Linked DNA regions of Homo sapiens: region 2 is linked to region 1. A link is an interaction called in ENCODE POLR2A ChIA-PET data of the cell type or tissue named here. Cell type or tissue: GM12878. All regions are shown on one strand. Each heading gives the region's core, and the rest is flanking DNA. Links, peaks and the distances in the headings are about the cores only.

Evidence for each region. ChIA-PET counts read pairs that join two places held together with the same protein. Peaks named below come from ENCODE experiments on the same cell type or tissue, not always from the same donor. Only the 100,000 strongest peaks of a DNase experiment are listed, where the experiment ranks them.
Region 2: POLR2A ChIA-PET joins it to region 1 with 10 read pairs; 5 of 35 experiments call an interaction of 5 or more read pairs at or near these places.

What each region holds. Positions count from the first base shown.
Region 1 is chr6:37,770,854-37,781,448 of GRCh38, reverse strand. No RefSeq gene overlaps it. Among named protein-coding and RNA genes, the nearest start is that of ZFAND3-DT, 43 kb to the left of the region's middle. RefSeq lists enhancers at 3,785-3,854, 3,449-4,380, 4,448-4,998. In GM12878, for the core only: no CTCF peak of the experiment used is centred there; a DNase peak (open chromatin) is centred at 4,008; H3K27ac peaks cover 1,658 bases.
Region 2 is chr6:37,825,583-37,836,177 of GRCh38, reverse strand. The region is part of intron 1 of ZFAND3 (zinc finger AN1-type containing 3); the gene reads right to left. It also overlaps the pseudogene RN7SL285P. Among named protein-coding and RNA genes, the nearest start is that of ZFAND3, 11 kb to the right of the region's middle. In GM12878, for the core only: no CTCF peak of the experiment used is centred there; DNase peaks (open chromatin) are centred at 4,556 and 5,759; H3K4me3 peaks cover 430 bases; H3K27ac peaks cover 2,494 bases.

The sequences.
Region 1 (10,595 bases), core at 986-8,985:
CAAAAAGCAATCACCACCACCACAAAGTAATATTAAGAGTACCCATGACCATTTCTCGAGCACTCCCATGGCTGGTACTGTGCTGCAGAATTATATTGTTGTTTCTCCAATCTGTGAATCATCTGCATCTGTGGCAATAGGCAGCATCTGTGGCTGCTCCCTGAGACTTGATTCTCTGTGGCCTTTCAGGCTTCCTCGAGCATCAGATCAGATTCCCATCTTAAAGATGTGGGGGAGGCCGGGCGTGGTGGCTCACATCTGTAATCCCAACACTGTGGGAGGCTGAGGTGAGCAGATCACGAGGTCAAGAGATCGAGACCGTCCTGGCCAACGTGGTGAAATCCCGTCTTTACTAAAAATACAAAAATTAGCCGGGCGTGGTGGTGTGCACCTGTAGTTCCAGCTACTCGGGAGGCTGAAGCAGGAGAATCACCTGAATCTGGGAGGCAGAGCTTGCAGTGAGCTGAGATCGTGCCGCTGCACTCCAGCCTGGCAACAGAGCAAGACTCTGTCTCAAAAACAAACAAACAAAACAAGATGGGGAAACTGAATCCCAGAATACTTTAAAAGATTTGCTGCAAATCACTCCATCCATTTTGATCAGTTATTTACTGAAAGTAAAACACGTCTCTTTCACTCCTGGGACTTCTCACACCCAGCAGAGGGTCTAGCTCAGGGGGGTGCTCCTGTTTGTAGAATAGGTGGAAACTGCAGCCCTCTGTGCCCGATCCTTCCTTTTGGGCAGCCCCAAAAGGGCTGCTGCCCACCACCCCACTCTGCACCTGATTTCTCACTGAGAGAGGCCTCTTTGGCCTTAAACTGCTGTGACAAACAATGGAGAGCTTTACAGCCTGTCCTGAAAGTGAAAGAGGTCTGGTTCAATGTACTAAAGAACCCCAGCATCCTGGGATGATGGGAAACTCCCAGGGGTCATCCCATTTGGCCTCTGGCCTGGGGGTCAGTCCCAACTGGATCAGTGGCCTGCCTGCCTTCCAAAGCCCTTGGAGAAAGGGCTGCCTTTCCCCATGTTAGGGATGGAGGTAGAGGAGACCTGAGGTTAGGAGGTTACAGCCGACTGCAGTTCAGCTTGTCCCGCTGCCTGGGTGGCCTCGGGCAAATCACTCAGCCTCTCTGGACCTTGCTTTCCTTGTCTAGGATAGGTCCTTTCTAGCTAAGGGGAGTACTTTGGAAGAGAGGCAGGAGCCGCTTCACTCCACTTCAGAGATTTGGCGGGGGGTGTAGTGGGGAAGCAGTTCAGGCTGCAGTAGTTCCACTCAGGGCCTTGGGCTGCTCTCCTCCCTTCCTGCAGCCATTTGGAGGAGGGGCCACTAACTGTGAGGTGGAGGGCTGCTAATGAGCCCCCTATGGACCTCAGAGACAGCGCTGATGGCACTAAAGGACTTCCCTGAGTTTCCTTAAAAGCCCTGATGGCAGAGAAGCCTCCATTAGCAGGAAGATTAATTATCAGACAGATCTTGGCCACTCCCAAGGTGCCCCTAGCTGCCCTTGCTGCGCCCTCAAGTCAGAGAGGATGGAGTTTGGATGTTCCCACCCATGACCTGCCCTATCTGATCCCAGGTGAGAGAGCAGGGACAGGAGATGGGGGTCTGTGGGTCTGGGCCTGGAGGAAATAGCAGGGAGACAGAAGGACGGGGGATGGGGGCAGGGGGAGGGGCCTGTAGGGAGTGATTGCAGAGAGACCCCCAGGAGAATGTAAAGTAAATGCAAAATATGCAAACCATTAGTGATTAGTTGTGGGTCAATTACTCAGGTCCTCTGAGTCATAAGTTGGCAGCTGTGCACTCCAAGCCTCTGATTGGGCCCAGGGGAGGGCCAGCTGGCATGACCTTGGGGGGCCTGGCCCAGGACCTCCAGCCCCTCAGGTCACCAGCCCTTCTGGGCAGCCTCCCAGGCCACCACCCCTGGGCAATAAGGGATCCAGGCAGCTGGAGGATCAGAGAAACCTCTGTTCATGCTACAAACCGCCCCACCTGCTCCAGAGCACAGGCAGCCCTCAGCCTCAAGGCGGCCATGCCAAGCTCACCCACTGAGGGTACTGGGGCCAAGTCTCTTCTCTCCCCTCCCCTTTCATGGTGTGCAAATTTCCCTTCTTCCCTCCCCCTCCACCCTACCCTTTTCCCTCTGGCCTCTCAGCCTCTGTCTGAATAGCCCCACTTCCTCCCTCTCTCCACCTGTTAATGATTCCCAGTGACCTTGCCTCAGTACCTCGGATGGGAAATACCAACTTCAATGCCTTTGTGCCTCAGTCACTTAATTTGCACCTGGTTCTCATTTGACACATTTAGAGGGCCCAGCCAGCCCTGGGGCAGGGAGGGAGAAGGGAGACCTCCTCTATCACCTCACTTCATTGAGAACACCGGCAGCTGCTGATGGGAGCTGCCAGTCATGCCTGCCTCTGAGGGCAGCTTGTCCATCTTGCTGCCTCCCACCAGGCCATGCTGGGCACATAAGGAGGGCTTTCCATGCTGGCAGGACCCAGGGAGATCCCATCACCTTCTGAATATCTGAGCCTGCCCCCAAGACCACTTGAGGGGGCAAATTCTTCCTGGGGTCTCTGCCACGGCAGGGAGAGAGAAGTAAATTAATCAATACTGTATTTGCCAAGTCCCTGCCATGTGGCTGGCAGTGCTCTGGGTACAGTGCTATAAAATGAAGTGAAGGAGTGGGCACAATGTATTCAGAGAAACCACCTTTTCTGAAACCCCCTTCCTCAATGTGCCCTGCCAGCAAGATGAGGTCTGTAGGCCTGTGGGCCTGAGTGGGGAACTCCATCTCTGGGGCATTCTCTGGGAAAGTGAGGGGCCCCTGAAGCAGGTGGTGAGGGAGACCCAGAGGGTAGAAGGAGGAGGCATCTGGCCCAACCTTTGCCCCAGGGGATGGGGTGACAGGAGCCTTAACCAGTGACACTGGACCCCACAGTCTGGCCCTCAGTAGTGGTGGATGTGGGTAGCAAGGGGGCACCAGGCAGTTCTGAGCAGTTATGGATGGAGGACAGTAGGGGAGGAGCCCCTAAAATCCTCATGCCAGTTCCGTGGAGTGCTGACTCCAGGAGGATGTGTTGAGCTTGGCATTTTCCTGCACAGTAACTCCTGGAGTCAGACACTTTGTTGTTAGGGGTGGCAATGGTGGTGGTGTTTGTCTCTTATCTGGCCCAGGGACCCTCACCTCTTCCCCAGTTTTCTCCATCACACTCCCTTTCCTTCTAGGAAGAGAAGCCAGGAGGCAAAGAGGAGGAGCTGGGAGATGTGGGGGCTCTCTGAGCCATGATGAAAGTGGGAAGTCACTGCATGGAGCCTCCTCATCTGTAAAATGGGGGTGCTCCTGCCTGCCTCCTGGGGTTGTGGGAATCAGATGAGAATGTTGAGGTGCTCTGGGGACTTGAAAGTTTTATGTAAGGGTAGGGTCTCAAGTGCATGGCCTCCCCATGAGGGTGGCTTTGCAGGCTCATGGAGAGGTGTAAGTTACGGCGGCATGCTGGTTCTACTTGCCCTTCTCCTTCTACCACCCCCTCCCCACCTTCCTGAGAACTCAGGTACGCACTGTCTCCATTGCAGAATGTTTGGTAGCCACTCCCCTTCCCCCACAGCCTCAGGAAGACCCACTCCTCTCCCAGTTTTCCTCTCCCCTCCCAGTCTTCCCCCGTCCCCCCACAACACAGCAGTCTCCTTTGTGACATTGCTAGGATGGCTGGGAATCACGCCCTCTACCTCCCAGGGGCCTCTCCAGTGTGAGAGCCACATCAGCTTTCCAGTATCCCCCACTGTGGTGGCCCAGACACCCGCTGGCTGCCCATGACCTTCAAGCAGTGCTAGGATCCTCTTTCAACTCTCCTCCCCGCTCCTCCAGCTTCAGGCCCCGCTGCTTGTGGCCAGCCTTAAGGCTGCTGTCTCTGCAGCCACGAGGGGAGGATCAGGTGTCTAGTGACTGGGGCCTGACTCCTCCCTGGGGCCCAGGAGAAATCGAACATTTTCTCTTCCCATCTTTGACTCGGCAGCCTGAGAGCCTGAGCCCCCACTTCTGAAACCGGAGCAGAGAAATGCATGCGGTTGGGAAACCACCTGCAGAACTTGGCTGGATCCTGGGCAGCCTGAGGTGCAAGATGCTTGGCTGGGCTGGGCTTGAGGATGGAAGGGGTGGGCCAAGAAAGAAAGATAGACAGGGCCTGGATGAGGGTGCCTCACTCACCTCAGGCATCAAATTTTAGGGGTGCCAAAAAACTCAGCAATTAAGAGACTTAATACTTGAATGAGCTAGTTTTAAAAATCAAAATTAATGCAAAACAAGATCTGTGATTGTGGCGGGCAGAATGATGCCCCCCTCCTGAAGAGGTCTACGTGCTCTAAAATTCGTGAATATGCTAAATTATATGGCAAAGGGGAGATCGGGTGCAGGCGGAAGAAAGGTTGCTAATCAGCAGACCTTGAGGTAGGGGGAGGAGCCTGAGTTGTCCAGGTGGAGCCAATGTAATCATAAGGGTCCTTAAAAGCAGAAGAGGGCGGCAGAAGAGTTGGAATCGGGGAAAGAAATGTCATGGCGGAAGTAGAGTCAGAGAAGTATGGTGTGAGAAAGACTCGCCTGGCTTTGAAGACGTTTGGAGGCCACTGCCAAGGACTGCAAGCAACCTCTGGAAACTAGAAAAGGCGAGAAAGCAGATGTTCCCCCAGAGCCTCCAGAAGGAAATGAAGTCCTGCTGACACCTTGTTTTTAGCTCAGTGAGACCGGTGTCAGACTGTGACTTACAGAACTGGGAACTAATAAACTTGTGTTGTTTTAAGGCACTAGGTTTGTGGTAATTTACGACAGCAGCAATAAGAAACTAATACAATGAAGAACCGAATACCAGCCTTTTACATAAAGACAGGCTCAGGAGATGATAGGCCCCCGGCCTGCGGACAACAGCCTTCGTGCTCATGCCCACTCAGTTCAGCCCTTGAACTGCGGGTGAGATCAAGGGGGCGGGGACGACAAGCCAGAGGTAAGAGGGGAGTTGGGGGCACTATGGCAGCTCCCGAGATTCACTGACTGGCAGGAGCATGGTGTCAGGGTGTGGTGGGAGTGGGGAGATAGGAGGGAGTGAAGAGAGGAAAGAAGAGGTGGGAAGAGGATAGAGGAACAAAGAGCATTGAGGCACAGCTAGAATCAGGCACAGAAGACTCAGAGGACCGGGTGCGGTGGCTCATGCCTGTAATCCCAGCACTTTGGGAGGCTAAGGTGAGCAGATCAGTTGAGGTCAGGAGTTCAAGACCAGCCTGGCCAACTTGGTGAAACCCCATCTCTACAAAAAATACAAAAATTAGCCAGGCACAGTGGCACACGCCTGTAATCCCAGCTACTCGGGAGGCTGAGGCAGGAGAATCGCTTGAACCCGGGAGGCAGAGGTTGCAGTGAGCTGAAACTGTGCCACTGCACTCCAGCCTGGGCAACAGAGCCAGACTCTGTCTCAAAAAAAGACTCAGAGAATTAGAGCTGGAGGTAGAAGTAAAAATTAGCGATCTCACTAATTTCTGTTTGGCTGGCATGTTAGTATTATATTAATATTCACTGATGTTTATAAATTACAATTATACATAGACATTGTTAAAAAGTCAAATACTTAAAGGCTTATAATGAAACAGCCATTTCCACACTGGCCTTCTGCACCCTGCAGTCCTGCTCCTGAGAGGCAGCCATTTTTAAGTGTTAACTGTTTTGGTTTTTTCCTAGTATTTTCAGATTTCTATGCAAAAAAATACTTATTTTCCTATTGATGTTTTAGTTTTAAGTATAAACTATTGCCTTTATAGTATGGAAGATGAAAACGTTAAGTTTGCTAAACCCAACCCTCCACTTTTTCTCCACCAATGTAGTTTTATCATTTTATTCCATCTTTTAAATTAATTTAATAGAGACAAGGTCTTGTTACGTTTCCAGGTTGGCCTCTAACTCCTGGACTGAAGCGATCTTTCCACCCCAGCCAGAGTAGCTGAGACTACAGGCATGCGCCATCATACCTGGCTCCACTTTTTTTCACATTTTAATACATCAATATTCAATGTTTATTTTATTATGATTTTGCAAATATTATTCATGGTTGAGCCAAAAAGTAGACTCTGATTACATTTTGAAAATTGTATTACCCTGCTTCCTGTGGAGTTAATTACTGGCTCTGTTAAAAAAAAAAAAAAAAAATCTTAGGCCAGGTGTGGTGGCTCACGCCTGTAATCCCAGCACTTTGGGAGGTCGAGGTGAGCAGATCATGAGGTCAGGAGATCGAGACCATCCTGGCTAACACAGTGAAACCCTGTCTCTACTAAAAATATAAAAAATTAGCCGGGCATGGTGGCGGGTGCCTGTAGTCCCAGCTACTGAGGAGGCTGAGGCAGGAGAATGGTGTGAACCCGGGAGGCAGAGCTTGCAGTGAGGCGAGATTGTGCCACTGCACTCCAGCCTGGGCGACAGAGCAAGACTCCATCTCAAAAAAAAAAAAAAATCTTAGTTTTTCCTATATATATCACAAATTTGACAAATCCTTTTTTTTTTTTTTTTTTTTTTGAGACAAGTTCTCACTCTGTTGCCCAGGCTGGAGTGCAGTGGTATGATCATGGCTCACTGCAGCCTTGATCTTCCCACTCAAGTGATCCTCCCACTTCAGCCCCCAGAGTAGCTGGGACTAACAGGTGTGCACCATCATGCCTGCCTAATGTTTTAATTTTTTCTTTTTTTCAGAGATGGGGTCTCCCTATGTTGCCCAGGCTAGCCTCCAACTCCTGAGCTCAAGCAATGCTCCCACCTCAGCCTCTCAAATTGCTGGGATTACAAAATGAGCCACTGCACCTGGCCCCGACAAATTCTTTAACACTTTTAAACACATTAGATGCTAACCATTTTGTTTCCTTTTTAGTGATATCTTTCTGGAAGTGTCCTGTCCTCCACTCAATCTGGATGGATTCTTCTCTGGGACTGCTGCCCAGCTCTCATCCTGGGAGTTCCCTTTACACTTATCTGACAAATGCCATGTACCTTTCGCCTGTGTTGCATTCCTTCTTTCCTGGGCCATAAAATCTTCTCTTTCTTGATTGACTTCCTCCTTTTAGTGGAGCATATTTTCCAAGATTTGAGAAAGGGTCTATAGGAGACATATATGTTGAGATCTTGCAAGCCTGAAAATGTCTTTATTCTACCTGCCCTTTGGTTGATAGTTTTGTTGGGTATACAATTCTAGATAGAAAACCATGTCCTCAGAATTTAAAATACATTGATAATTGTCTTCTAGCTTCCACTTTTATGGATAAACAAAATCTGAGTTCATTCTGACTTCCTTTTCTTTGCAAGTAACCAATTTTTTTCCCCCCTCTGGAAGCTTTTAGGGTTTCTTTTTTATCGCTAGTGTTTTGAAATTTCATAATGATGTATGCTTTGTATTGGTCTCTGTTCATTGTTCTCGATAATCTCAAACATGTATTTTAGTGCTGGAAATTTTTCTTTTATTATTTCTTTCTTGCTTGCTTTCCTTTTTTTTTTTTTTTTTTTTTTTTGAGACAGAGTCTTGCTGTGTTACCCAGGCTGGAGTGCAGTGGCGTGATCTCTGCTCACTGCAAGCTCCGCCTCCCAGGTTCACGCCATTCTCCTGCCTCAGCCTTCCTAGTAGCTGGGATTACAGGTGGCTGCCACCACGCCCAGCTAATTTTTGTATTTTTAGCAGAGACGGGGTCTCACCATGTTGGGCAGGCTGGTCTCGAATTCCTAACCTCAAGTGATCCATCCGCCTCAGCCTCCCACAGTGTTGGGATTACAGGCGTGAGCCACTGCGTCCGCCTCTTTTATTATTTCTTTACTTATTTTTTCCCTCTATAGTCTCAGTTCTTTTTCTTACTTGCTTACTTGCTTATTTAGAGATGGGGTCTTGTTATTTTGCCCTGGCTGTTCTTGAGCTCCTGGGCTCAACCAGTCGTCTCTCCTCAGCCTCCCAAAGTGCTGGGATTATAGGCATGAGCCACTGCTCCCCAGCCTGTTCTTCTTTTTCTGATATTCTTATTAGTCCTATGTTAGACTTAATTGACTAATCTTTGGATTTTTTTATTTTTGTCTCTCATATTCCCACTCTTTGTTTTGTTTTTTTCTATTTCATGGGAGAGTCCCACAACTTGATCTTTCAACCTTTATATTGATTTTAAGCCATTATCCTTTGAAATTATTATTATTATTATTATTATTATTATTTTGAGACAGAGTCTTGCTCTGTTGCCCAGGCTGGAGTGCAGTGGCGCCATTTCCGCTCACTGCAAGCTCCGCCTCCCGCGTTCACGCCATTCTCCTGCCTCAGCCTCCTGAGTAGCTGGGACTACAGGCGCCCGCCACCACGCCCGGCAATTTTTTTTTGTATTTGCAGTAGAGACGGGGTTTCACCGTGTTAGCCAGGATGGTCTCCATCTCCTGACCTCGTGATCCGCCCACCTTGGCCTCCCAAAGTGCTGGGATTACAGGTGTGAGCCACCGCGCCAGGCCTGAAATTATTTTTAATTTTTAAGAGCACTTGTTTTCTGTTTCCTTTTATATTATTTTTATTTCATGGGTATAACATAGTCTCATCTCTCCACAAATAATGTTTATATTGCTTTTTTATTATGTAAGTTTTAATCTGCTTCTTGCGTAATTTATGTTTTCTCATATTTCCTTTTTGTCTGTTTGTTTTGGTCTCTGTCTTTCAAGTTGGAGACTTTCTGTACCCATGTGATGATCCCTGCTGTCTGTTCATATTTAAAAGTGGGTTACTAGGAAATCATTTGACAGCTCCATGGGAAAGCTGTCAACTATGTGGGCCTCATGGAAGGGTGATCAGGTGGGGACCCAGCTGCTTCCTTGGCAGATGCCCAGTGTCAGTATATACACACTTTCTCTTGAGCCAGTCAGTTTCTCCAAGGAGAGATTCTCCAATCTCCTGCCTGAGGGTATAAACCCGACTGCCAGCATACTGAGAACTGAGCAGAGGGAGAGGGCTGTAGTTCCACTATTCAGAATACCGACTTTCACCTTATCACCTTTTCCAGCAAAGTGTCTGCCGTGGGCTGAATGGTGACCCTCAAAAAGATATGTCCATGTTATAAACCCTGAAACTTGTGGATTTTTTTTTTTTTTTTTTTTTTTTGGGAGATGGAGTCTCACTCTGTCGCCCAAGCTGGAGTGCAGTGGCACAATCTCAGCTCACTGCAAGCTCCACCTCCCGGGTTCACACCATTCTCCTGCCTCAGCCTGCCGAGTAGCTGGGATTACAGGCGCAAGCCACCACGCCTGGCTAATTTTTTGTATTTTTAGTAGAGACGGGGTTTCACCGTGTTAGCCAGGATGGTCTCGATCTCCTGACCTCATGATCCACCTGCCTCGGCCTCCCAAAGTGCTGGGATTATAGGTGTGAGCTACCATGCCTGGCTGTGGATGTTTTAATATAAACCTTTTTTTTTTTTGAGATGGAGTCTTGCTCTGTCACCCAGGCTGGAGTGCAGTGGCACAATCTCAGCTCACTGCAACCTCCACCTCCCGGGTTCAAGTGATTCTCCTGCCTCAGCCTCCTGAGTAGCTGGGATTACAGGTGTGCGCCACTATGCCTGGCTAATTTTTGTATTTTTAGTAGGGATGAGGTTTCACCATGTTGGTCAGGCTGGTCTAGAACTCCTGACCTCGTGATCTGCCCGCATCAGCCTCCCAAAGTGCTGGGATTACAGGCATGAGCCACCGTGCCCAGCCTAATATGAACTTATTTGGAAAAAGGGTCTTTGCATATATAATTAAGTATCCTGGATAAGGTCATCCTGGATTACACAGGTGGGCTCCAAATCCGATGACAAGTGTTCTATAAGCAACGCACAGAGGAGAGACACACAGAGAAGAGGAGAAAGGGCATGTGAAGATGGAGCCAGAGGTGGGAGTGATGCAGCCACAAGCCAAAGAACACCTGGAGCCACCAGAAACTAGAAGAGGCAAGGAATGGCATCTCTTTGGAGCTCCTGGAGGGAGGGCAGCTCTGCCAACACCTTGATTTCCGACTTCTTGCCTCCAGAACTATGAGACAGTACATATCTATTGTTCTAAGCCACCCAATTTGGGTTGTTATGGCCATTCTTGGAAACTTATACAGGGGCTGAGCATGGTGGCTCAGGCCTGTAATCCCAGCACTTCGGGAGGCTGAGGCGGGCAGATCACTTGAGGTCAGAAGTTTGAGACCAGCCTGGCCAACATGGTGAAATCCTGTCTCTACTAAAAATACAAAAATTAGCCCGGGTATGGTGGCATGTGCCTGTAGTCCCAGCTACTCGGGAGGCTGAAGCACGAGAATCGCTTGAACCTGGGAGGTGGAGGTTGCAGTGAGCCAAGATCATGCCATTGCACTCCAGCCTGGGCGACAGAGTGAGACTCTGTCTCAAAATAAATAAATAAAATAAAAGTAGCCAGGCATGGTGGTGCTTGCCTATAGTCCCAGCTACTTGGGAAGCTGAGGATTGCTTGTGAGGATTGCTTAAGCCCAGGAGGTTGAAGCTGCAGTGAGCTGTGATAGCGCCTGCACTCCAGTCTGGGCAAGAGGGCAAGACCCTGTCTCAAAA
Region 2 (10,595 bases), core at 894-8,893, 55 kb before region 1:
GATTCTGACAACTCCATTTCTATCCCACAGAGAATCACTGATCTAACAATACTTCTTATGTGACTCTACCTGCTCCCTTGGCTTCAGTTATGACAATACACACTCATGTCACCCTAAATGATAAAGCCCTAGCTCATCCTCTCTCCTAATTCAGACACCTAAGGCATTTTCACACTTAGATTGTCCATAAGCCCTAAAATTCAACATATTTCATGCTACTTTTGTAGCATAATAATACTCATCAAGAAGGAACTAGATAAACTGATTACATAAAATCTGGTACATGCACCTAACTGGAATACTGTTCTGCCATTTATTATACAGGATGCTAGAAATGTATATGCTCATTTGGAAAGAATTCCAAGATACGTTAACTGAAAAAACTGAGGTGGTTCCGGAATAGTGTGTCGTATGCTATTTGTGTTAAAAAAAAGAACAAATGCAGTACATGCATAGGAAACATACTCAAAAGAACATAACCATGACTAAGTGGGACTAAGGCTATGGTCTCCCAGTAAGGGACTAAAACTAGGAGGGAGACATCCTTTTCATAATATACCCATTTATGTGTTTAAATTTTTTACCACACAAATACACTCATTTTATAATTTTTTTAAAAAAGGATTTAAAATAATACAAAACCATACAGTACATGTACATGCTATCTAAAAAAGGACTCATCCAGAATACATTTAAAAAAAAAAAAAAAAAAACTCTTACAGGCCAGGCATGGTGGCTCACGCCTGTAATCCCAGCACTTTGGGAGGCTGGGGCAGGAGGATCACTGGAGCCCAGGAGTTCAAGACCAGCCTGGGCAACATGGTGAAACCCTGTCTCTACAAAAAATTTAAGTTAGCTGAGTGTGGTGGCACACACCTGGGGTCCCAGCTACATGGGAGGCTGAGGCAGGAAGATCACTTGAGCCCATAGGCTGAGGCTGCAATGAGCCATGACTCTGTCACCGCACCCCAGCCTGGGAGAGAGTGGTGAGACTCTATCTCCAACAACAAAACAAAAACCTCTTACAAATGAATGAGAAAAAAGCAGATGACCTAATAGAAACGTAAGCAAAATGCTTAAACAGGCACCTCACAACAAAGTTTAGCCAAATGGCCAATGAAAAAAGATGCTCTATTTTGTTAGTCATCAGAGAAATATAAATTAAAAGAAAAATGCAATAACTTTATACAACCAAAATGAAAGTGACCATCAACAGCAACTATTGACAAAATGTGGACTAACCGGAACTCTCATATACTGGTGGTATGAATGTAAACCGATATAATCATTTTTGAAAACTGGTAGTATCTAGTTTTTTTTTTTGAAACATACATGCATACACACATATATCATAATGATATATGCATATGAGCATATATCATTATATATGCATGATATATGCATATATGAGCATATATCATTATATATGCATAATGATATATGCATATGAGCATATATCATTATATATACATAATGATATATGCATATGTATCATATAGTGTCAGCATTCAACACCACCAAATGCTGACAAGGATATGGAGCAACAGGAACTCTCATTCACTGCTGATAGGAATGCAAAATGGTACAATCATTTGTTAGAGTTTCGCAGTTTCTTACAAAACTAAACATACTCTTATCATATGATCCAGCAGTTGTGTTCCTTGGTATGTAACCAAATGAGCTGAAAACTTATGTCCACACAAAAACCTGCACACAGATGTTCCTAGCAGCCTTATTCATAATTGCCAAAACTTGGAAGCAATCAAGATGTCTTCCAGTAGGTAAGTGGATAAACTGTAGTATAATTCAGACACTGGAATATTATTCAGCACTAAAAATGAGCTAGCAAGCCATGAAAAGACATGGAAGGAACTTAAATGCTTATTACTATATAAAAGAAGTCAATCTGAAAAGGCTACATACTGTATGATTCCAACAATATGAAATTTTGGAAAAGCCAAAATTAGGGAGACAATGAAAAGTTGTTGCCAAAGGTTGAAGAGAAGGGAGAGATGAACAGGCAGAGCAGAGAGGGTTTTTACGGCAGTGAAATGTTCTATATGACATTATAATGGTAGATTCATTACACATTGTCAAAATCCACTGAATATACCACCACCAAGAGTGAATCCCACTGCAAACTATGGGCTTTGAGTGATAATGATGTGTCACTGTAGGTTCATCAATTCTATAAAATGTTCCACACTAATGTGAGATGTCGATAGTAGGGGAGGCTGTGTGTGTAGACAGTTAAAGGGTATATGGGAACTCTCTCTTTTTACCTTCTAGTAAATTTTGTTGTAAACCTGAAACTCCTTTTCAAAAATGAAGTCCTTTTTTTTTTTTTTTTTTTGAGACAGTGTCACTCTGTCGCCCAGGCTGGAAGTGCAGTGGCGCAATCTTGGCTCACTGCAGCCTCCACCTCCCAGGTTCAAGTGATTCTCCTGCCTCAGCCTCCCGGGTAGCTGGGACTACAGACGCTCGCCACCACGCCCAGCTAATTTTTGTATTTTTTAGTAGAGACGAGGTTTCACTATGTTGGCCAGGCTAGTCTCTAACTCCTGACCTCAAGTGATCTGCCTGCCTCGGCCTCCCAAAGTACTGGGATGACAGGTGTGAGCCACCGTGCCCGGCCATGAAGTCTATTTTTTTTAATCTACCAAAGTACACACTTGAAATGTTTGCAGTAAACTAAGTCATACTTCAATTAAAAAGTAGAAAAACATCTAAGAAGAAAAAAATTGTAAGTAATCTGTGATGGTACAAGTTGGGATAGTGATTACCCCTGAGAGAGGAAGGGAGCAGTTACTGGAAGAGGACAGGAAGAGGGATTCTTGGGGGCCGGAAATGCTATTTCTTGTTAGCTATTTCTGGTTACACAGGCATATTCACTTTGTGAAAATTCATTTAGCTATACACTGAAGATTCATGTATTTTTCATTATTTATATTTCAATAAAAAATTCACATAAAAAAAGATACAATGGTAGCATGCCTGTAGTCACAGCTACTTGGGAGGCTGAGGTGGACTGCTTGAGCCCAGGAGTTCTGGGCAGTACTGCATTATGCTGATCAGGTGTCCACACTAAATTCAGCATCAATATGGTGACCTGCCATGAACAAAGGACCATCAGGTTACCAAAGGAGGAGTGAACTGGCCCAGGTTAGAAATGGAGCAGGTCAAAACTCCTGTGCTCATCAGTAGTGGGATCACGCCCGTCCCAATGTTTTGGGAGGCCAAGACGGGAGGATCACTTGAGGCCAGAGGTTCAAAACCAGCTTGAGAAACAGAGACAGACCCCCATCTCTACAAAAAAAAAAGAAAAACTTTAAAATTTGGCAGGTGTGGTGGCATGCACCTGTAGTCCTAGCTACTTCAGAGGCTCAGGCAGAAGGATCACTTAAGCCCAGGAGTTCGAGGCTACAGTGAACTATGATCCTGTCACTGCACTCTAGCCTCCTGGGCAACAGAGCGAGACCCTGTCGAGGAGAGAGGGGAGAGGGGGAGGGAAGGGAAGAGAAAAGCAAAGCAAAGCAAGAAACTGTCTTATAAGCTGTCTATAATTCACCAGTAAGTAAACTTAACCTGTCTAAAACTAATCATCTCTCTCACCACCCATTACCATCTTCTAGTACAAATTCACTGAATCACTTCAACTTAAGAACTTCCAAAGCATGAACTTTTTCCTACTGTACAAAACAATGCATACCACTGACAGAGGGCACTACTAGTTGCTTCTCCAATTTCACTTTGGATTTAGGAATAGATGAATTCACAAATGACCTTTCATATCTAGAGTTTGTAAGTGAAAGAACTTCTACACCCACCGCAAGTGACCTGACATCATCTTCCATCCTGCAGTCCATGTCAGACCCTGCTGCCTCTCTTCTCCTTTACCACCACTCCCCACCATCCAATCTGTCGCTGCTCTTAAACTTAAGCCCCCTCTTCACTCCCCACTGCCAGCCTACAATTATTTTCAGCCCCCTACTGCTGCCTTCTCCCAGGGTTACTTTATCTAGGGTCCACAGGCTCCCATGGTCCACAGGCTAACCGGTTTCCTTTGTAATTACAAGTGTTTTGTTTTATGCATTATTCTCAGAAGGGGTCCACGACTTCACCAGATTGCCAAAGGGATCCATGGTCCAAAAAGGTTTAATTGCTCTAACTGGTCTCTCTGCCTATACACTCCAATGCATCCTCCACATTAACTTTTTTGAAACATATTATAAATATCATCTGTTATCCATGCTTAAAATCTTTAAATGCTTCCCAGTTGCTTCCTGATCCTTAAGTTCAACAGTGCAGCAATGAAGTATCTTCATAACTGGCCCCTGCTCATCTCCCCAGGTTTGTCTTGCCTCCTGCCATACACTGCAGCTAACATATGGACTTGTGTTTGCACCTCTCTTAATTCAGCACACTTTCCCATTCCTCTGTGCCTCTCTGTACATGCTGTTCCCTCTGCCCAGAAATCCCCTCCTTACCATCTTCATGTGGTTAACTTCTGCTCGTCTTTCATATCTAGCTCAAACCTAACTCATGAGAAGCTCTCCTGGCCGCCCTCAGTTCCCATCTAGGTAAGCTGCCCATTAGAGTTCTCACAATACTCAGTGATCTCCCAGAGCACTTCTCGAACACTGTTTTGTCAGTTTATTGATCCATCTCCCCTTCTAGACCGTGAGCTTTCTCAGGGCAGAAGCCAGACCAAGGTATCTCTTGCCTAGCATAGCTCAAGACACACAATAGAGTGCTTAACACTTGCTGGAAAAAGGACTGGCTCTGGAAAATGGCCAAAGGGGCCAAAAGCTGGTCAGAAACTTCACCAATTAATAAGGTGGCATCAGTCTGGAGATCACTATAAATGCAAATTTCCCATATGAGGTAAGATAGTTCTGTATTTACTAATCTGCCATCAGTGCTCCTTCTTTCAAGTTGGGAAGCTGGCCTTTAATAAATGTAATTACCATGACCAGGCTCTGTGGCAAGGGCTTGAGAGGCATCAGAGCTCATTAAATCTCAAAGCCAACTCTAAGATACTATTTTTTTAAAGATAAAGAGACACAGAGGTAAACTCACGTCTTTGATTCCAATCCAGATCTTTGATTCCAAAACCCATGCCTAGCCACTTGGTTCAGCTGGTTTTCTGGAGATAAGAGATCAGTATGCCCTTCATCTTCGGAGTTTTGGAGGAGTTTGGGATAGACGAGAAAGGGGGCCCTTCATCAGCCTCTCAGCAAATAAGAAAAGGTCCCATTCCCCAGGAAATACTACTGTTAAATTCTTTAAGATCTAATGTAACTTCCCCATATGTATTCACTGTAAAATCTTTTAAAAAAGAAGGGCTTGTGTGAGTTGTTTTTCTAAGAAGAGCAAGTTAAACAGACGATGGGCAAGACTGTTGAATTCCCCACCAGGCATGGGGGAAAGAGGAGAGAAGAAAAATCAATCCCAAGGAATGGAATTAATAGGTTGTGGCAATATCAATAAAAGAAAGGTAGGTTGAGTCTCCATGGCCTGCTGCAAAGAGAAACCATGAAGCATTTTTCTTTAACTGGCTAAGAAGGTATCTATGGTCTTAGCAGAAGAGCCCGTGGGTTTCTAAAATGATGGAACACCAATTTTGCTGAAAGCTGCTGCTATTTCCACTAAACTTTAGTTTGGAATCTGTATCTCAGCTGTCATCCTGTGATCATTAGCACTTTCCTGTAAGGTCCCAGGGGACTCACATACCACACTTCAAGAAAAGACAGAACATCTCATTCACCCTAACCACCACCTTTTCACATTAATTACTCTAGCCTTACAGATGAGACCACCTCTCACAGTTTGACTAAACGATGGTGGCCACAAAGCAACTTCATTCCCAATTATAATCCCACCATTCTACTTTCCTCTGTGTGTCCCCATCCTCATCCCCCTTGCCCCAGTCTTCCCCTTTGACCACCTTCTGTGTCCTTTCCCTTCCAACTCACCTCCAAATTACACAGATCTCTGTCCAATGACTTTTCTGCACCGCAACTTTAAACACAAAACCAACAGTCTACTCTTCCTGTCCCTAACTCCAACCAAAAACACACACAATGTAAAAATCTAATTTATTTAGAATGAAAACTATTTAGGTAAATTTGGTGGCTTTCAACTATCATATTAGAATATATAATCCTAGAAAGTTTAAAACCAAGGGTAAGAAAATGCAGTTTGTAGGGACATACACTTCCACAGATCAGGATTTTTGAGATCCCCTAAAGAGATCCTACTATACAAGAGTGCAGTACTCCACACATTTTCACTCAAGATTTTATCTGTCAGTTGCAAAGACTTTTTCATTTAAGTCAAAGCAACTGTTCCTTAATAGATCCTGCTCAATATTCCCTGAAGAAGATCATCAGCCTTACAAATAAAATGCACGGTTTTAAGCACATATTGGAAGTGCTACAGCATGGGTGAGGTTGGGGGAACAGGGTGAGCTAGTTAACAGTGACTGATCCACAGAAACAGGGAACTCAGGCCTCAGAGACTACATGAACATGTCCTCCCAAATCAATAAAAAAAATTAAAAGTTTCTACATGCAAGTATTTTTGTGGGTCAATATACAAAAACACTTCTCCATTTATTTTATTTTATTTCATTTCATTTTTCGAGCCGGAGTCTCACTCTATTGCCCAGGCTGGAGTGCAGTAGTGCAATCTTGGCTCACTGCAACCTCCACCTCCTGATTCAAGTGATTCGCCTGCTTCAGCTTCCCGAGTAGCTGGGATTACAGGCGCAGGCCATTAAGCCCAGCTAATTTCTGTATTTTCAGTAGAGATGGGGTTTTACCATGTTGTCCAGGCTGGTCTCGAACTCCTGACCTCAGGTGATCTGCCCACCTCAGCCACCCAAAGTGCTGGGATTACAGGCATGAGCCACCAAGTCTGGCATCCTCCACTTTTTTTTTTTTTAAAGCAACAAAGCCTCATTATGTTACCCAGGCTGGAGTGCAGTGGCGATTTACAGGCTCAAACCCACTGCTGATCAGTCCACAGAACAGTTCTCCACTTCGTAAGAGAATACCTTTAAGTTATATTAAAAGGAAAAGGCAAACTAAACTGCATGCAGTAAAGTTAAACAATGTAAAAATTTTGTATGTACAAGCAAAGTTTCACACACGAACACATAAGGACTTGAAAAACCTGGTTTTTTTAGATTTCAGCAGCAACTGAAGAAAAAGAATAATACCATCCAGGCCGGGCATAGTGGCTCATGCCTGTAATCCCAGCACTTTGGGAGGCCGAGGCGGGCGGATCACGAGGTAAGGAGATTGAGACCATCCTGGCTAACACGGTGAAACCCCGTCTCTACTAAAAATACAAAAAATTAGCCGGGTGTGGTGGCAGGCACCTGTAGTCCCAGCTACTCGGGAGGCTGAGGCAGAAGAAATCGGCTTGAATCCGGGAGGCAGAGGTTGCAGTGAGCCAAGATGGCGCCACTGCACTCCAGCCTGGGCGACACAGCGAGACTCCGTCTCAAAAAAAAAAGAAAAGAAAATAATACCATCCATGCCTCCTTAGGCACAGAAACCAAGAAATCATAAATCCAAAAGCAACTCACATTGAAATCACCATACCTTCTCCTACCTCTGGTTTATTTTTTATTATTTATTGCTAGTTAATACTCTTATGACTAGTTTAAGAATAACTATACTACTCAATGTACTTTATGTGTCTCATCGTAAATCTTTTCAGGAGACGATTTTGCCAGTACATTTTTCTGCCGAAAGCATCCTAGAAAGGGCTGCCATTAAAAAATTATGATCTGAAATAGATAAAAGCTTTCAAAGCACAGAACTGACAGCAAAGCCCACCACCCACTCTGTGTTCCTCAACTTCCTGCCTCCACTCTTCCAGTTAGGTACCATAAGCCACAGAAATTTTTTTTTACTTTCTTGTAAAAAATAAATGAATAAAACCAAGTGCCTGGACAAAGAAGCTGACTACAGGAAGAGTGTTTGTGATATTCTTGAACGGTCAGAATGTTTCTCCTTCCAGGAAGTGTGGCTGTGAGTGTGATTATTTTATGCAACTGCACTTCAACTTATCAGTGTGTAAGAGTCCAAGAAGCAGATACATCAACAGCTGTTCCTCCACACCACTCTACTTCAGCAGAAATAAATGAGAAAAGACACTCCCAAAAAGGTCCTAAGTACATCACCAACCTCACTCTGCCAGGTAATGACTAAAGTATCAATAAAGCTAACTAGAGCTTATCCACAACCTGGAAACAAAATGCTCTGGTGTGGCTTGGCCCTCCTCTTCCATCCAAGGCCAGAGCGGTAGCAAGTGGCATCAATGACCTCTCCCAGGACATTCTTCTGCCCTAATAAATTCGAACTTGCCTATGATATGGGACATCTGGTACAGCTAAATGAACAGATGTAGTTAGCTAGTACATCATCCCTCGAGTTAATAGCTGTAGCCAAAACTTCAGGTGCCTGGCACTGTTGCAGCTCTGTCCCTCAGCCTCATGGATGACATGCATTTTCATTCACTTATTTCTATTAGCCTGGGTGCATCACAGATCAGTTTGGTTTTGTCCACTACTGCTGGAAATTCCAATATACCCCACCTTTCTCTATATATGGTAACCTGAATTTACCAGAAAATCCAATGCACTTATCCCTAATCACATATAAAAAGCTGCCATGAGATTTACATTTGTGAAAACAAATATTTTTCCTCCACAAAAGTCATAAAAGCTAACTAGAGCCTATCTACAACCTATCAACTTTCAAAAAGGTGAGTAGCTTCAAAAATTCTTTGAACCAAAAAGAAACTGATTGTTAGACCAATACCTCCCTGTACAAGCCGCTGAGGTTGCCAGTTTAACAGTGCTAAAAGAGCTAAAATGTCTGACTCAAAAGTAACACTTCAAAAAAGGTTCAAATTACAGACTACATTATAATTCCCATTACTGAAATGTTAATTCCCATTCCTGACCAAAGGAACACATCCCAGTAATCTGGATTAACAATAGCATTGCTTCTCCCAGTGGAAATAAACTATGTTAGGGCCGGAAAGAAATTTAGAGCTAAATTAGCTAAGTCCCTCATGTTCAGAATGTAAGAAAAAAAGGGATCTAGAGAGCCCACAAGAAAACAGGCTTGAAAATTCTGGCTGCCCATCAGTCAACATTCTAGAACAGCACTGTCCAACATAACTTTCTTGAAGGATGAAAATGTTGTATATCTGTGTTCCTCAATAGGGTAATCACTAGTTACTGAGCTAGTGAGTACTTAAAAGTAGCTACTGTGACTGAGAAACCACATTTTTAACTTTAATCTGAATTTAAATTATTACTTACAGCTAATGGCCACCATACTGGGCAGTGCCATTCTAGGATACAGTTTTAGATTCTGATTATTAGACACTTTTTTTTTTTTTTTGAGATGGAGTCTCACTGTGTTGCCCAGACTGGAGTACAGTGGCACAATCTCAGCTCACTACAATCTCTGCCTCCTGGATTCAAGCGAATCTACTGCCTCAGCCTCCCAAGTAGCTGAGACTACAGGAGCATGCCACCACCTCAGTTAATTTTTTTATTTTTGGTACAGACGGAGTTTCACCATGTTGTTCAGGCTGGTCTCAAACTCCTGACCTCAAGTGATCCTCACGCCTTGGCCTCGCAAAGTGCTGGGTTTACAGCCGCCAGCCACAGCATCCAGCCAAGACACTGTAAATAAAGTTCCTTAACCTCCTTTTCTGCATATGACACTTACAGGAAATGTCTTATGTTTAAATATCTCACTCAGCAATGTAATCTTGTTACACAGGGACCCAGCCCAGAGCAGGATCGCTGTTCCTCAGAAACCCTAGAAAAATTGAGTAACATCAGTGTCATCCACACAGTTGGAATGAAGGCCCTCTTTTGAAAACCACTCTGACACAAAGTCCCACGAAATCCAAAAAGCCAGAATCTGGATGATTTTGTAAGTACTGCATTACAAGTGCTGGGTCAAGACCAATCACTTCCTTCAAGTAGCTTTGCTGAGATATCAACCTTAACCTTTCTTCAAAAACAGAAAAGAATTTCTTTTTTTTTTGCAAGAGAGGGGACTTTGATAGGCTCTGCTTCCAGCCTCAGCCACAAAGCCATGCAGCCTGCCAGTCCCAGGCCTGGGTGAAAAAGAAAACAACAATATTTAACCTCAATTTTAATCTGTGATTATTGCAAGAATTCAAAATACTACATCACTTTGCATGGACAGAACCTCCCTATGACCTAATAAAAAATCCAAATGATATTAGTTCTCACCCTCTAAGTATTCTGTTCTAAATAAATAATCTTTTATATACTGTTCTTGGTTTCTTTTTAAGGACTTTATTCTTTTCAAAGCCTTCTTAGTTCTCTGATTTTTAGAGCAAGGAAAGGTTAATTTGTGAAAACTAATGTTAATTTTGATACCATTAAGGATTATAAAGAGATTTTTAGTCAAAACTTTTCAGTATGATTTAAAGTTTAGAATTCTCTTCTATTTTGGAAGAGTGGGAGACGGTAAATGGAGAAGAGAAGATGATAAAACCAAAAGAGCCATATGCTAACTGGACCTAACTCT